2 separate regions of the Homo sapiens genome follow, and region 2 is linked to region 1. Evidence: read pairs that join two places in POLR2A ChIA-PET (ENCODE). Cell type or tissue: A673. All regions are shown on one strand. Links, peaks and the distances in the headings refer to the core of each region. The heading gives the core; the rest is flanking DNA.

What was found. Peaks named below come from ENCODE experiments on the same cell type or tissue, not always from the same donor. Only the 100,000 strongest peaks of a DNase experiment are listed, where the experiment ranks them.
Region 2: POLR2A ChIA-PET joins it to region 1 with 14 read pairs; 7 of 35 experiments call an interaction of 5 or more read pairs at or near these places.

What each region holds. Positions count from the first base shown.
Region 1 is chr12:70,267,713-70,276,058 of GRCh38, reverse strand. The region is part of intron 1 of CNOT2 (CCR4-NOT transcription complex subunit 2); the gene reads right to left. Among named protein-coding and RNA genes, the nearest start is that of CNOT2, 28 kb to the right of the region's middle. In A673, for the core only: no CTCF peak of the experiment used is centred there; a DNase peak (open chromatin) is centred at 4,738; H3K27ac peaks cover 245 bases.
Region 2 is chr12:70,329,055-70,337,400 of GRCh38, reverse strand. It overlaps CNOT2 (CCR4-NOT transcription complex subunit 2), which reads right to left. Exons shown (of 16, transcript NM_014515.7): 5 at 7,831-7,978; 6 at 6,932-7,114; 7 at 4,555-4,634; 8 at 1,838-1,963; 9 at 1-12. Among named protein-coding and RNA genes, the nearest start is that of KCNMB4, 33 kb to the left of the region's middle. In A673, for the core only: no CTCF peak of the experiment used is centred there; no DNase peak of the experiment used is centred there.

The DNA.
Region 1 (8,346 bases), core at 216-8,215:
CATGGCCTGGAGTTTCAATCCATAGCCATTATATACTCTAATCAATGTGGGAGCTAATATTCTATAGTGAACTAAGAATCATTATCTCCTTTTAATAAACAAAAAAGAAAAATGACTGAAGACACTGTATTTTCTTCCAAATAAACATGAAAAGTTAACATCTGTCACCACTATCTTCACTGTACTATATTAAATAAAAATATTCAGCAATAAATTCTGTTGATAACCTTCATATTGGAAATGAAAGGATGTACAATACGTCAAAGAGAGACACAATCTGTGAAAAGGAACAAGTATGAGAGACAGCATGCACCCTAGGTGCCAAAATTTATTAAGGTTTATACACTGTTCTCCCACCAAGTCCTATATTCAAGAATTCAGAAAAGACAAATATTTGCAAAACTACAATGAAATTTTCTATAAGGCAAGGATGTATTTCATGATGAAAAAAGGAGGCTATGTTTACCCTTCTACCTTAAATAAACAGAAAACTAGACAAAATATATGAAACAATGGTTTCCAGACATCACACAACAATCTTCTCAGGACAGAGATCGTCAAGAAAAAGAACAAACGTAGTACACCCAGCTCACTGCCTGTAGTTTTGAGGCTGAAGCACAAGGAGGGGAAACTGGAACTAAATTTTTTAAATATATTTGATGAGCACTATAAACCCACAGATCCAAATTCAACAACCTCTAAAGAGAATAACAAAAACAAAACCACATGATCACAACATCTCAGAGTAAAATAGCTGCAAAACAGCAATAAACAAGAATCTTAAAGCAGGGGAAAAAAATACATAGAGTAACAAAGGTAGGAATGACATCAGACTTCTCATCAGAAACAATGCAAATCAGAGGAGAGTGGTTCAATATATTTAAAGTATAGAAAAGAAAAGAAAACTATCTACAAAGAATTCTAAGCCCAGCTAAAATATCTTTCAAAAATGAAGGTAAGTACAGCCATGTTAGAAGGTTAGGCAGTTTCTTATAAAGGTAAACACAAGCTTACCATACAACTCAGCAACTATGCCCCAAAGTTATTTACCAGTATAAACTGAAAACAGGTTCACACCAAAACCAGTACATGTATGAAGATGTACTTCATTCCAGTGAAGACGTGATGTCCTTTAATAGGTGAATGGATAAACAGAGTATCTACACAACAGAATACTCTCAACAACAAAATGGAAGAAGCTGTTAATTCATGCAAGATGGATGAATCTTAAGTGCATTTTTGCTACATTACAGGAAACAAACCAGACCCCAAAGGCCACACGTTGAACAATTCCATTAATATGACATTATGGAAAAGGCAAAATTACAAACCCAAAAAATAGATCAATTACTTCTCTCTGGCCTTAGTTTCCTAAGCTATAAAATAAAATGACTTAGATGAATCTTTTTTAACTTTTTCTTCTTTTAAACTTTTTAAAAAACCTTCCCCATGTTCCCCTCATCCCACTTCATTACTCAATAGTATTTAAACAATGCCCAAACCTTTTAGAAGCTGAAAATAGTATCTAAAATATCTGTAATTTGGTAGTCATTACCATACTCAAAGTTAAAATATGAATTTGGTTAGGTTAAGACAGCTGAACCAGCTGAACAGGTTTTCTCTTTTTTTAACAGAAGACATTACATTCTGGGGTGGCTATTAATTAGGACAAACTACAAGATGTGACCGATTTCACTGGAGCTCAATAAAACATGCAGTAAATGCATTTAGCCATTATCTTTAAAATAAGGGTTCCTCAAATTCTAGAACTACATCAAGCAATGTTTTCTTAATAGGTAGACTGCAGTCACATAAATATTTCCTTGCCCTTATGAACTAATTTTTTGCTTGATCACATGGATGTTTTAAAAATTCTGAGTTGATGGACAGATGAAATAAATATAAATAAAACTCAAGAATTTCAGTGAAATAAAAATAAATAAAACTCAAGAATACCATACCTGGTCTGGGAAAATTGCCATATTAACTAAGAACAGTTTCTCTGAGTATTTTAGTAATATGGGTTTCACAGACCTATAATTAGCATGTAAAATGAAAAGTTGCCTATATCTACAAAGAAAAACAAATACAACTTAACAATAATCTATTGAAATGAATTTGCTCTCTGGTTGTCATAATGTTTTATAACAATGTTGTATGTGTCTTCCATTTTCCACAGTGGTACTACTTTTAACTCAACTGTACAGTTGTCTCACATCCATACTCCAAGGAGGATTCTACACATCTGATACACAAAATTTACTATAAGTAGAGAGTCAGGTCTATCTAAAAGGCCCACCATCTCGAGACAGAAATTTTCTTCTACTGTGGCTTAAAAGTTTCAAATGAAGTGAATACTTATAAAGGGAATCCTACTGATCTTAAACGACAAAAGTTCAATAATTTCTGAACCACAGGCTTGAAAATTAAAAGCTCTTCATTTGATATGGGCTTAAATAAAACTGGGGTCTGAAATTCAGACAACAGGGGCTGTTTCTAGTCTTCCTGCTGCCCGAAAAGTACATCTGTTTACACAAGTTGCTTAGCTTCTGTGTGATTTAATTTCCTATTATAAATGAAAATAATATATCTGCATGGTCTAGTTCATGGTTTAGAGAAGGAGCAGCCAGCGAGGGAGATGAAAACCAAAGAGAGTATGGTAGATATCTTGAAAGTTAACTGGAATAAGTGGTTCAAGGAAGAATGTAATCAACTGTTTCAAAATGCTGTTGACTAAAAAAAAAAGATGAGAATTAATCTTTGGATTGCAGCATGGAGATCACCTACTTGGTAATCTTCGTAGATAGCTTTGGTGAAATAAATGTACTAACTAGACTGGATTCACAAGAGAACAGGAAGAGAGAAACTGGAGACAAAGTACAGACATCATTTTCAAGAAGTTTTGCCATAAAAGTGAAAAATGGTAATAGCTGAAAAAATTTAGCGTTGACAGAAGGCTTTTTTTAAAGACAGGAAAAATTATGGCACAGAGGGAAATGCTGATGATACAAGATGGAGAGAGAGAAATTACTGGAGTAATGACTCTGAGCAGATGTGGATGGCATTAATAAGAGAATGGCCTTAGATAGGCACAAAGATATATCATCAATAGAAACAGAAACAAAGATAGTAAACAGGAACAGATTCAGGTAGGCCATAGTAATAAAAGCTATGGAAGTTCTCATTCAGCTGTTTCTGTTTTCTTAGTAAAATAAGAAATGAAGTTATCGGGTGAGCATAAGAATATGGGAGGAAGTGTTACAGGTCTGAGGAGGGAGGAAAAGGTCTTCTAAGAAAGGGAGAGTGAAGGGATTAGAGGAACGACAGTAGGTAGAATTGCCAAGTAGTACTAAGGACCCATGGGAGGCTGGTGTTCTCTAGCCACACACAACTGCAGGGATGCAGGAACAGTATAGGTAGAAGCAGACTTAACCAAAAGTTGTGAGTATTAAGAAGCATGAGAGAAGCAACAGACTTAACGGTATAAGCAATATAGTGATTACTAATGATAGGTAAGAAAACAAAGAGTAAGAAAAGAAGTGAGAATATCTCAGTAAGTACTAGCCATATTGCCTTTCTTTGTGTTTCTCAAACACATCCAGTCAGTTCTCAATTTAGGGCCTTTATATTTGCTGCTCCTTTTCAACGATCTTACCCCAAATCTCCAAATGCCAAACTGCTTCTTGACGTTAACATGTCTGCTTGACTATCTCTTTTCAGAAAGGCCTTCACTGAACACCCAACAGTCTGAATTTTGTTCTCATTTGTTTTCTGTCTGTATCCCTGAAGTTCCTTAAGCAGAAGAACCTTGTCTATTAAGCTTATCACTGTTATCACAAGTACCTACAATAAGTGATACATAACAGATACATTTTACTGAATAAATGAAGCACAAGAAATATACTAAATCCTTTACTAACTTTAATTTTATGGAAACATCATTTTCCTTACAAGGACTGCAGCAGAAGCACCTTGTCTAGTAAGAAAAAGACCAGCAACCGGAAGGTTAATTTTAAAAGTTAGTTCCTGCCAAATCAAATACTTTTAAAATACAAATGGACATTTATTCCCCCTTGATAGTCTGACGTAGGACAAGCTTTTGAGTGTAGGATTAGTAATTAACTTTTCACATCATTTTTTGTATAATGCACATCTATAATGCATCTTTTAAGATGTCCAGTTTCAATTTTGTTTAAAGTTGAACAAGACCTTAAAGGCAAATAAATAGCAGAATCTTTCTGAAATTTAACAAATACTTTCTAATTTTTTAATAGCTGTCTCACCATAGCAAACACTCCTGGTTGACACTCTAAAAGCCCTTCTATCTGTGACCACCATAGTTGTCCAAATATTCAAACTTTCCCACATGGTTCAAGAGTAAATGCTGGTCGGGCACAGTGGCTCACGCCTGTAATCCTAGCAGTTTGGGAGGCTGAGGCGGGCTGATCACCTAAGGTCAGGAGTTCAAGACCAGTCTGGCCAACATGGCACACCCCATCTCTACTAAAAATACAAAAATTAGCCAGGCGTGATGGTGGGTGCCTGTAATCCCAGTCGCTCAGGAGGCAGAAGCAGTAAAATCGCTTGAACCTGGGAGGTAGAGGTTGCAGTGAGCTGAGATTGTGCCACTGCACTCCAGCCTGGGCAAGAAACCCTGTCTCAAAAAAAAAAAAAAAAAAAAAAGGAAATGTGATCAGTGTAAGCCAATTTGGTAATCCTATCCCTCTTGTCAGTAATTGATTTATGAAAGGGCATTTAAACCAATCCTGGCTAGTGAGACATAAGGGAAAAACTGATGGTAGGATTCTAGGAAAGAAAGAAAAAACAGACCCTCTTTCCCCAATAGGTGTTGTTATATCAGAATAGCACAACTAGAGCTACTATATCCATCTTGTAACCATAAAGAGAGCTAGCCTGTGGACAAGCTGACACTCTGACAATGGCAGAACAAACAGAAAGAATCTGACCCTGGAATTAATTATTAAACCACTGCATTAACCAACCACACAAAAGCTTCCATTCCTCCAGATATGTGAGAAAATAGTTTTCCATACTGTTTAGTCAATTGAACCAAAAGTTTCCTAAACCTCTGGGCTTATCCACACCTAATCCTTTAGCAATTTGTAAAGAACTTTATATAAGTCCTTCCGAACCATTCACCGTGCTTTTCATTAAAACAATAGTTCTATCTTTCTGTGCTCATATTTTATTCACTTAGATCACATTTAAAGTAAAAATTACATTAACATTGGCATAAAAACTGATTCTTGTTAGGCATATAACTAACCTGGTGGAGAAAAGGGTACAAGGGTAAACTAGAGAGTAGTTTACTAGCTATAAATGCTCAGAATACTCAGGACTAAGAATCTAAAATAATGGTTTGTTTAAAAGAGTGGGTCAGTTAAGTGTAGGTTTAAGAATATTGGTTACAAACATATTTCTGTATATATTAATATCTTTATTTAACAAATGGATATTTTCCTATGAGGAGGAAGAAGGCAACTAAAAAGCCCTATAAAAACTTAGGACTTACATTTCCAGGAGAAACATTAAAATTAGAGTAAACCTAGAATCAAAGAAGTAGGGGTATGAGTCTACTCTAAGAACAGTGGTAGTATACTATTAATGTAAAGAACTTTAACCTCAATATGTGTTGTTTCACTGCTACTGAATTGAGAATATTTGAAAAATTGTGCAATTCAAAATTTTCAGGCAGTGCAGACAAACGTATTGTTTGCTTTATTTATCTAAGAACTAAGTTTCAGTTTATCATGTGTTATACTAAGGATAACTATAGCAGCTTGCCATTTATAGGGGATACCTGTATTCCCTGTCAAGAAATACTAAAGTAAACAAATTATTTCACACAGAAATTTACCAGAGATTTTGAAACAAGTATTTAAAAATAAAATGGTCAAAAATCATTGATACTAATAATCAGAGACTCTTCTAACTTCCTTCCAAAAATACTGAGCCCTACTATATGCCAGGTAGTAAATAAAACTCTGTGTTTGCCAATTGTTCTCTATGGATTTATAAAGCACTAATTATAATTAACACAAGGTCACAAATGGCAATAATATTAAAACCTTTATTAGCAATACTTTTTCACTGAGGAATGTATTTCATATGTATTACACATAACTTATGTTCACCTAATATATATTAGGCACTAAGCCAAATGTCTCATGGGCTGGAAAAGACAGAATTCTTAACCAGGTTCTATAAATCTTCAGTCTTTTGACTGAATGCAGAAGGTACATAAACTTGGCTGGGGTAAAAAAGCTAGAGCTTTAATTTTACAAACCTCTAACTGAAATTTAGTATTTCCTTAATTTAAAATGTAGGTAACAAGCCACAGTGGTGCTAGAGGCACCTGTGATGATTTTTGTTACCACTAGAAACCACAGATATTTTCATATCACTTTAGTTGCTTCAAATCTCAAATTATCATTTATATTCATCACAAGTCTAAAAGTTATTAATACTATATACCAGTAGACTTCGTGTTGATATGCATGTTACTGAGTTTGTTTAGTCAATATTTTAAAAACTGTACTCCAATATAACTGGTGACCTCATAAGCATATGTATTTAATTTTGCACATGTAAACTATTATTGAGAAGGGGTCCACATTCTTCACCAGAGAGCCAAAAAGGTTCATGGAACAAAAAATATTAATAACCTCTGGATGAGAATATCACAGCATGAACAAGGTTGTTGGCAGAGAGTAACTTCGAATAGTAAAGACCTTAAAAAAAAAAAAAGCTTAAAAAAAAAAAGCTTCAGAGCGAAATTGAGTTTAAACACCTTGTTTCAGAGATACATTGTAGTCTGGTAGGCCTAACCTTGTTCAAGGTCTCATACACACAGCTAATTAGTGACAGAGTGAGAGAAAACAGAATCCAGCATTTCTGATTCACAACCCAGGGCTAAATCAACTTTGATGTGACTTGGCTATAAGAAAGCAAGACAGGGCAAAGACACTGAAAATATATGCCAAAAAGTTATTAGGGAAAGACATAAATTATACAGGAAAAAGTGCTACTTTGAAAAAGAAAATGATGGGTGAGATGTTAAAGCATTTTGAAAATATATGTTGCAGCATAAGATGCCAACTCAAGTGTTTAAAAAGACAAGTCTGAAAACAGGTATGATCCTTTTTGCATACCGGACATGTATAAACATTCCAAATGCCATTAAAAATTATTGTTTCTCCCACATTTCTTGAAACACGGACTTATGATTTTGTTTTCCCACTACATAGAAACAGGAGTACAGTAAAAATTTTACTTCTGGCTAGGTGTGGTGGCTCACACCTGTAATCCCAGCACTTTGGGAAGCCAAAGTAGGAAAAATCACTTGAGCCCAGAGTTCGAGGCCAGACCAGGCAACATAGTGAGACCCCATCACTACCAAAAAAAAAAAAATTTTTTTTAAATAAGCTGAGCGTGATGGCACACGCACCCTGTAGTCCCAACTACTTGGGAGGCTAAGGTGGGAGGATCACTTGAGCCCAGAAGTTCAAGGCTGCAAGTGAGCCCTGACTGCACCACTGCACTCCAGCCTGGGAAAAAGAACAAGACCCTGTCTCAGAAAATAACAAATAAATTTTACTTTCTTCTGATCCTTTGATAAGAAAAACCACCACATAGGCACAATAGTAAATATCAAGAATGGCAGTGGGTATCAATGTCAAAGAGACAAGAGAAAGTATCAAAAAGTATGGCAAACTGGAAGGTCCACAGACCACCTAAAGAAGGCAGTTGCTGCTACTCTACTCTAGCTAATTGCTACCGAGAGAACTGTCCACCCAGAATTCTACATGGATCAAAAGCATCCTTCAAAAACAAAGGTGAAATAAAGACACTTTCGGATGAAAGAAACTAAGAGAATTCATTGCTAGCAGACCTGCTATAAAGAAAGGAAGATTCTTTGGACAAAATGAAAATAATACCGGTAGAAAACTTAGAGTTTTATGAATGAATGGGAAAAAAATGGAAAATATGTGTGTGTACATGTCAGACCAGGAGTTGGCAAACTTTTTCGTAAAGGGTCAGATAGTAAATACTTTGTAAAGGGCCAGATAGAAAATATTTCAAGTTTCACAAGCCTAACAGTCTCCATTGTAACTAATCAATTCTGCATTGTAGTGCAAAAGCAGCCAGAGACAATATATAAACTAACAAATGTGGCAGTATTCCAATAAAACTTTATTTACAAAAAGCAGATGTCAGGCTAGACTTGGCCTGCAGCCATAGTTTGCAATCCCTGTGATAGACTATTCTTTTCCTCTTAAATCCTTTAAAACATGATGATAGTTGAAAGCAAGTGACCTCACTGTG
Region 2 (8,346 bases), core at 295-8,294, 61 kb before region 1:
TTACCATTCCAACTATGTAATGAAAATAATCCGGAGAATTGCAATTGATATTTATGATATTTTGCTACAGATTATAAAGTTAACTTTCCTCATGATAATACACCAAAAGGTTTCTTTTTTTTAATGCTATGAAAGCGTACTTCAAAAAATTAGTATCCAGGGTAACAATGAAGAACTAAATTTTCATTTACTGATTAATAACTCAACATACAAAATAATACAAGGGAAATCAACAGTAATCCATGTCATGCGTAGGTGCTTAAAAATTTAATTTGATATTGGATTAATTATTAACAATTTTGGTTTAAAAGCTTGTTTTATTTAAATATTTGACTAGATATTATAAATACCAGTTAACTCTCAAATACAAATGAACAAAATAAAATTTAAAAGAATATGTCAGTATTCTACTTGAAAGCGACTTACAGAGTGAGCAAATTGCAATCAATTATAAAACAACTCCATATTATTTCAGATTTTCTTGGACTCCATGTTATAGATGTAAAACATGCAAGAACTGGGAAATAATCCTCCCACTATACTTGGCATTAGTCGGGCCCTTATTGGAGAACAATATCCAGTTTGGGGCTCCACAATTCAAGAACGATATGGAGAAACTAGAGATGGTCCAAGGAGAGCAACGGGAATGATTAAAGGGATGAAAAAATGGACCTATGAGGAAAGGTTAAAAACATTAGAGTCTGAACTGAGAATCAAGTAGCTAGGTACTCAACTTCCAGGGCAGATCATTTTTTTTTTTATTTTGGGGAGACTAATTTGGAAACTTTAGAATATAAACAATAAATGTTTCCCTTCTTCATATACTGTTATTTGTATTCATATCTGAATGGCACAGAAATCCTTCTTGGTTGAAAATGTGATCAAATATTAATTCTATCTTAAAATAATGGATGAACTGATTCTTTTAAATTCACCGTTTTGTTACTGGTCTCTATCAGGTTTTCCCAAAAGAAAAAAACTATGTGATAAAAATAGTATAGCTACATTGCTGTCACAGAATTTTCATATCTACATTGTTATATTGTTATTGCATATGTTTCCCCTCCTTTATTTCCATTTATCCCTGATTAGCCAAATTTCTTATCTATTAGAGACAGTGAAAAAGGGTGATGAAGGATATTAACGGAGACCAAGAGTCTGCATAAGCTATACATGACCCATGAGCAATGGTTTTCAACAGGGGGCAATTTTTTTTCCCCAGGTGACATCTGCCAATGTCTGAAAACATTTGTGTCTGTCACAATAGAGGCTATGGGGGTTAGAAACAGAAAGTGCTACTAGCATCTTGTAGGCCAAGGCCAGGAATATTGCTTAACATTCTGTATAAACACAATAGCCCCCCACATCTCCTCTCTACAAAGAATTACCTGGCCCAAATGTCAACAGTGTGGAGGTTGAGAAAAACCTTGGCTCAGAAAAACATCTTCAATGTATAGTCAGTCATTATTAATCACCAGGAATATATTATTTTGAAAAAATGTGTGATCAATTAAGGAGAGAAAAGGCAGACCACAAAATAAAACACTTAAGGTAAACTAAGGCAGGGATAACAGAAGAAAATAACTTCTGAATACCAATGAGGACTTCCTCTTGGGTTTTTGTACAAAGTTTTCCCATTTAACTTTGCTATCATGGTATTCTGGGAAGAAAAATCACTTCTAATATATCAATTCTGAAAAAATTACACTAACCTGATTAGAAAATGCAAACATACATGTGTACACACACAAGCATATGTATACGTACATGTAAATGTATATGTGTGTGCACATACAATGGAAACTTTCTACTGGCCATCATTAAAAAGCTTAATTACCATAAGGAGCTCTTCCAGCCAAGGGGTTTATTAATGGAGTTGGGTTACCACTTCCTTCCCTCCTGTTTCGGTCTGCTAATGCTGGGAAATCTGAAAGGTCCAATCCTGTCACATTTTCACTTCCGTCTAAATAATAAGAAAGGACACTGGTTATTGATTCTACAAATATTTTTTAAGAGATTATAAAAACCAACCATAATATAATTCGAAATGATTGCGCCTTCTTCCTAAATAATGCACGGCACTGTACTAGGTGTATGTAGGTGCTCAAAAGATACTTGCAGATTGATTTCATGTCAAAGAATTCCATGAACAATTTAGCAAAGGAATACGCAACCAGCATAATAGAAACCCCAAATCCTAGAGATGTAACAAAGAGAATAAAAAGCATATATTTCCCCCATGGAAGATGGTAACCTAAAATTATAGCTTGTGAGCTAACAAGAGGGAGATTGTTACGATATAACTTGTCTTTTCATTATGCTCAGATGGAGGTTATATCTAGAATGCTTGAAGCTTCGGTTACACACAAATGGTGACAATGATAGTGCCTCCTGCAAATGGCCAGAAAGATATAGCTGAGGCACAGGCAGTGAAGCAGAAGCCCTGAGGACTTCCACCTGTAATTGACCGCTTTCATATACAAACGTGTGTGCGTGCGCATGTGCGCATTTTGAGGGTGGGGTACAACAGGGTGGCAGTAGGGTTCCCATATATGGTAAATGGATAGGAAATATAGAAATATGATACAAAGCCCAGAAGTTTATATTACCTATTACACAGTAGGCGCTCAATAAATATATATAGAATAAATTAAATGTATTTTTGTTCATTTTAAGTTAAAACAATCAGCTGGCTTCCTTTAAAAATTAAAATTTAACCCAACTTCTCTACTTTGTCTATTTTAATCATCTCAATTTCTTAACTTTTTAGTATTCTTATAACCTTGGGTTCTTAATTTTTGAAGAAAACTTTCTACCGTCCTTTTAGCCTGCGCTATAGCTTTTAATTTTTGTTTTACCATTTTCAATTTATTTTGCCACTTCCCAATTAATTTTTAGTTTTCTCCAAATTTCACAACTGTAAGAATCTCAAACAGTAACTGTTATCTCAAGATTACTTTGTTGACAGAAAAACAATAGACACCATTAATTTATTAACATTCAAAGACAGGTGACAATTTCAAATTACAAGGGTAAAGGATAAATCATTTATACCTGGCTGTTTACAAAAACTGCAGTTTATAAATTTATTTCTGCAGCTTAAGAACTTTGAATAAAAAATTACCACTGAATAAGACAGTAGAAATTAAAAATTTATATCCTGTTTCAATTTATAATTTCTCAAATTCTTTGATTATAAATGAGTCATACATTTTGAATATATATTAACTTTTAATACATATCTTTAGGTCCTCCAAGATGGAATTTAAATTTGCCATTTATTATTTGAGACTATGTTTCAACCTAATAAAGTTAATAAACCCCCAATCTATATTTTTATGAAAGAATTGGGAATTTTCCTAGCATAAAATATGCTTAGTTAAAACAGAATTTAAAAAATAATTCTCAAGTTTTATAGCACTGTATAAAACCATAATGCAGAATCTAAGATGGCACTGTCAGACATCTTTACTGTTAATTTACATCACATTTAGAAAAAAACTACAATTAAACTATGATATGCAGATGTAGCCTGATTTCAAAGACATTAAATTATGAAGAAATGTACATTTTAGAAAGAATGGAATACAGTATTTCATACTACATCTTGAACACAAGCCACCACTTACAAATGCTAAAATTTGGAATCTTTTTTCAAAGATTTTAATCTTGTGTGATTAATCTATGCTGCTGAGCATACATTAACATTTAGAAATTAAAAGCTCATAGCTACAAATGACATTTCCTTATTAAATCTTCTCTTGCCTCTACAAATGCTCCATTTCAGTGAGCATTCTTTTACCTTCCACTTCCTTTACATTTAATCCTCTCCAATAATGCTGTTCATTTTTGCTCCTATGATCATAACATCCTTTATTTCCTTTCTCAGGAAAGGGTCTGTAGGGTGGAGAAGGTAAAACCTAAAGCAAAATAGCAACAAAGCTTCCTGTTCTCTTCTATCTGAAGCAGTTGATAAAAGAAATAAACCAAAAGACTGAAGGAATTTTTTACTGTCAAAATCAGAGTTGGTTTTCCATGTAACTAAATTTTATACATAAAACTGAATCAACAATTCATAAAGGTTAAATGCCAACATTAGTATTATTAAAACTATTAAGAAAAAACGTAAGTGTTCCATACAATTTTAAAGGTTCTCTTCAATCTGGATCTCCATAGCCAGAATGTCATACCACCCAACCTAGTCTAAGCTATAGTTCTCACAGTGACAGGGCTGAGGACAGTAAAAGCTATGAAGCAAAATATTTTGAGGCATAAATACTAACTAAGTTAATGTGTAGGCTCTCTCCAGGTGTTAAGGAAATAATCCTGATGTTATAACACAAATTACTACGTTACCATGCTAAGTAAAAAAAATTTACATCTCTCTCAACTATTCACTGTATTGAATCCTATTCCTATTTTTCACTGAATTAAAATCTACCATCTAACATAATAAAAAATCCTACCGTATTTAAAGACCAGTATGTTGAATTGCTTTATATTTCATAAATCTATCATACTTTTTGTAGGGTACTAGCTCCAGAATAAGCTTACCTGTTCCATTAAAAATGTTACTTGATAAGGAGTTATTCATTCCAAATGCCTGATTCCTGTTCATTCCAAATCCAGACATACTGGGTACATAGAAAATAGTTTTAGATATACAGTAAGAACACTAACTTTCAGATGAAGAAAAACAGAAGTGTGTATTTTTGGTCTCCATATAAAATAACAATATGTTTCAAAACCAACACTAATATTATTTTTCTGAATCTATTCTTTATCTTTACTTGAAAACTTCTCTAAAGTCCTTCCATGAACAAATGAGAACCAGAACATTTTAGGCAGATTAGTTAAAAAACAAAAACTCAAAAATTTATATATGAACCTTGAGGAAAACAGATTCAGGGCACCATTTTGTGTACTTGAAGAGCCAACTTCCTGGATACCTGAATTACCTAACCTCAAAAATATGCAGGTTAGTGTTAAGATTATTCTTGCTAAATAGTTGTTTTTCTTCTTTACTGGTAAAGCTTGCAAATATTACTTTTCATAATAGATCTTCTCTCTTACAGTATTCATCTTCCCAACTAGAATATAAACTCCTCATGGACACAGGAGTTTATGTCATACTCCTCCCATGTTAAACTCCTCTCTGTGTCTTCTGCCCTTTAGTGTTCAGGAAGACATAATAGACATTCAATAAATATGTAGTGACCTGAATTGAATGGTGCGTTTTAAAATTGAATTCAGTGCTCAAAAATACATCATTCTTATCTAAATATAGTTTACCTTTCATATACTTAAAAGAAAACACAGTCTATGGTGTCCCCAATTTTAAATTAATACACAACTGGTATTTCGTAAATAGTTACAGTTGCCTCCCTCCCTTTTTTGTACAAGACTAAGCATGTGAAGAAAAAAAAAAAAATAAGGCAGAACTTAGAGCAAGGCCAAATAATTAAGAGTGTCAACAGGAATTGTTAATGCAGATTCTATAGTGAAACCACATGTCTTTAATGTCATATATTCTTCTGATAAAAGGCACTTAGTGTATCAATGCTGTAAGCGGGGTTAATCTGTATGAAGATGACAGGGTTTTTTGGGTTTTGACTAAATCTATAAACCTATAGTGAAACAATTTTTTGATAAAACATGCAGCTGACAAAACAACAAACACTCTAGAGAAGAGCCAGAAAGTCAATGGAAATTTTTGTTTAATAGCATATTAGAATTGCTGATGCTATTACAGGTACCATCAAACATGGAATAAGTGCTCAGAGATGAAAACAATTTATAATAAATACAATCTGTCAATAGTAGAAATAAGCAGGGTTTTAGAGATCCATGTTACATTGACAATTTAAGCAAAGTGTATTTTAAAAACAAAATGTGAAAAACTATGGAAAGGTAAAAATTTATACATTCAATGCCCAATACTATGAGAACGCACAAAGATATGATAAAGTTATGATAAAGATATAAGGTTAGAAAGGTATCAAGGAGATGAGAATTTTGATAACCCTTCACAAATAAGTTTTTTAAAATTTAAAAGAGCAGTAAAATTATAGATATCTAAATAAAAGCAAAACCTGGAGTTTATGGAATGAGGATTAAACAGTAAATGTGCTAAACCTATTTTAATTCAGATTTTACTAGACAGAATAAAGTGAATCAAACAGGTATGATGATAACAACTAGATCAAGGTAGTTTTGCCCCTACATTTCTCCATTTAAAAAATACATATATATACATGTAGGCAATCAAGCTTAAATACTACTTTTGCAAGAAAGTGTTATATTTCAGACATAATTCTCATACAAATTACCCAAACAGCTTGAAAATCCTAACAAAATGAGTAACTCCTCTTATTCGCAAAGTATATGCAACAGACAGTACAAAGAGAAGTGAAAAAGTACAAAAACCCGTTTTTTTGTTTTGAATCCCTAAACATGATACGGTTTTCAAATACTATAGATGTGATCTTAAAAAGTCTTTTGTTGGTAAGTCTCCAATGCACAAAACCAAATCTTACTTGAGAAGGTACTCAAAGTATAACTAAAGCAAAGTAGTAATAGTCAAACATGTCTCCAGTTCTATTCATAAACCTAGAACTCTTACCACACAGGTAATCAACTTATTTTATAAAGAGAGGACATATCAACCAAAATTTGCCTGGTGGCGAATCCAAGAACAATCCTTTTCTAACAACCACAACAACAAAATGTTTTAATGTGCTTTCCAAAATCAACCTGATTTTCAAGAAAACGTATCGTTTTGTGATGGGTAACAGAATCTTTGGACATAAATGCATGATGAAACACACTTATTAGAGAGAAGCCACACCTCAAGAACAAAGTGAAAATATGAAAAGGCAAATCTGAGTATACCCAGAAAGACAATTATACACAGTATCAATAAACATCTTACCTGTTCACAGTAAAAGGCTGTCGAGAAGGCTGCTGCTTTGGCATACATATTATGCTTGGCGAGCTTCTGTTGGGGCTACCTAACCCTGAACTGCTCATGCTATTTGTCCTGCTAGGAATTCCAATGCCCTGACCAACCTGGGAGTGGTTCATCATATTCCTAGGATTCATAGGCAAAATACCCCTGAAAAAGAAGTCCATTATACTAAATAAGCTCTCTACAATCACTCATTAAAATTCTCTTTAAATAATCAATTGGTCCAACCCTAGAATCTCAAATATACTTTCAAATTGCAGTTCTAATTTTTATTAATTCTTTAGTCATTCTAGCTCTTTGAAAAGAAAAAGTAAACAAACAATAAAGGGCAAATTATAGTGCAACTGATAAAAGGTGGTATCTAAGATGAGAGAACTACTGGTGTGACTGTGACATAAAATATAAATGTATTTCACACACATATTTAGAATAATTTCATTTCAATGGCATATCGTTCTATCCTCTGCATACTAAATGTATAGTCTATGTCATCTGTTTTACTTTATGCTCATTAGAGCAATGGATGTGTGGCGAGGGAGCAATGATCACAATCATCTGGGGAGGAATTTTAAATTGCACATATTCCTTTGAGGAAGACAGGTGCCTTTTGAAAAAGCTCCCCAGGAAATGATTAACCCTTGATATCCACCCCACTGACAACCAGTATGCGAGCTGCAGTATAAAAACCACTTGTACTGTACTTAACAATTTGCACTGAAATAAAAAGAGCATAGGTATTTTCTTCCTCAGTGAAAGGCACTGAACCAGAAAATCAAGTAATTAATTACCTTATTAAAAAACTAAAAGTTTGTTTACTCTACCAAGATACATTTTGAAAAATATTCTGGTCCATCAATAAATACCTGCTTGGAGATGGAGGCGTGTGAAGTGACATTGTTGGTACCCCTGTTGTTGGCGTGACGTGGCTCGGTAACTGAGTGCCTTGTGATAAGCTGCGATTTAACTGAGGGGTATTGTTGCTCATCCCCCTCATTGGAAGGCCTAGTGCACCTAATAAAAAAATTCAGAAGAAGGAAATTCATTGCCATCAGGAATGAAATTGTTATCCATCTTCTGGAGTTGGCGATTTAAGACACTTTTAATGACCTAACATAGTACGCAAATTTTAAATGGATATATTCGATTCACTCCAAATAAACTCTGATTTTAACAAAAAATATGTTCCAGTCTGAAATTTAATATTATGAATGGATATTTCTTTCATATTCCTATTTTTCATATTTCAATTTCATTATGAAGTATGTAAATGACTAACAAGTTACAATATTATGAATGGATATTGCTCTAAAATTTCTTAAAGGCCTATTTGCATATATGTACATGTGTATATACAAAGAGGCCATTATGAAATTTTGCAG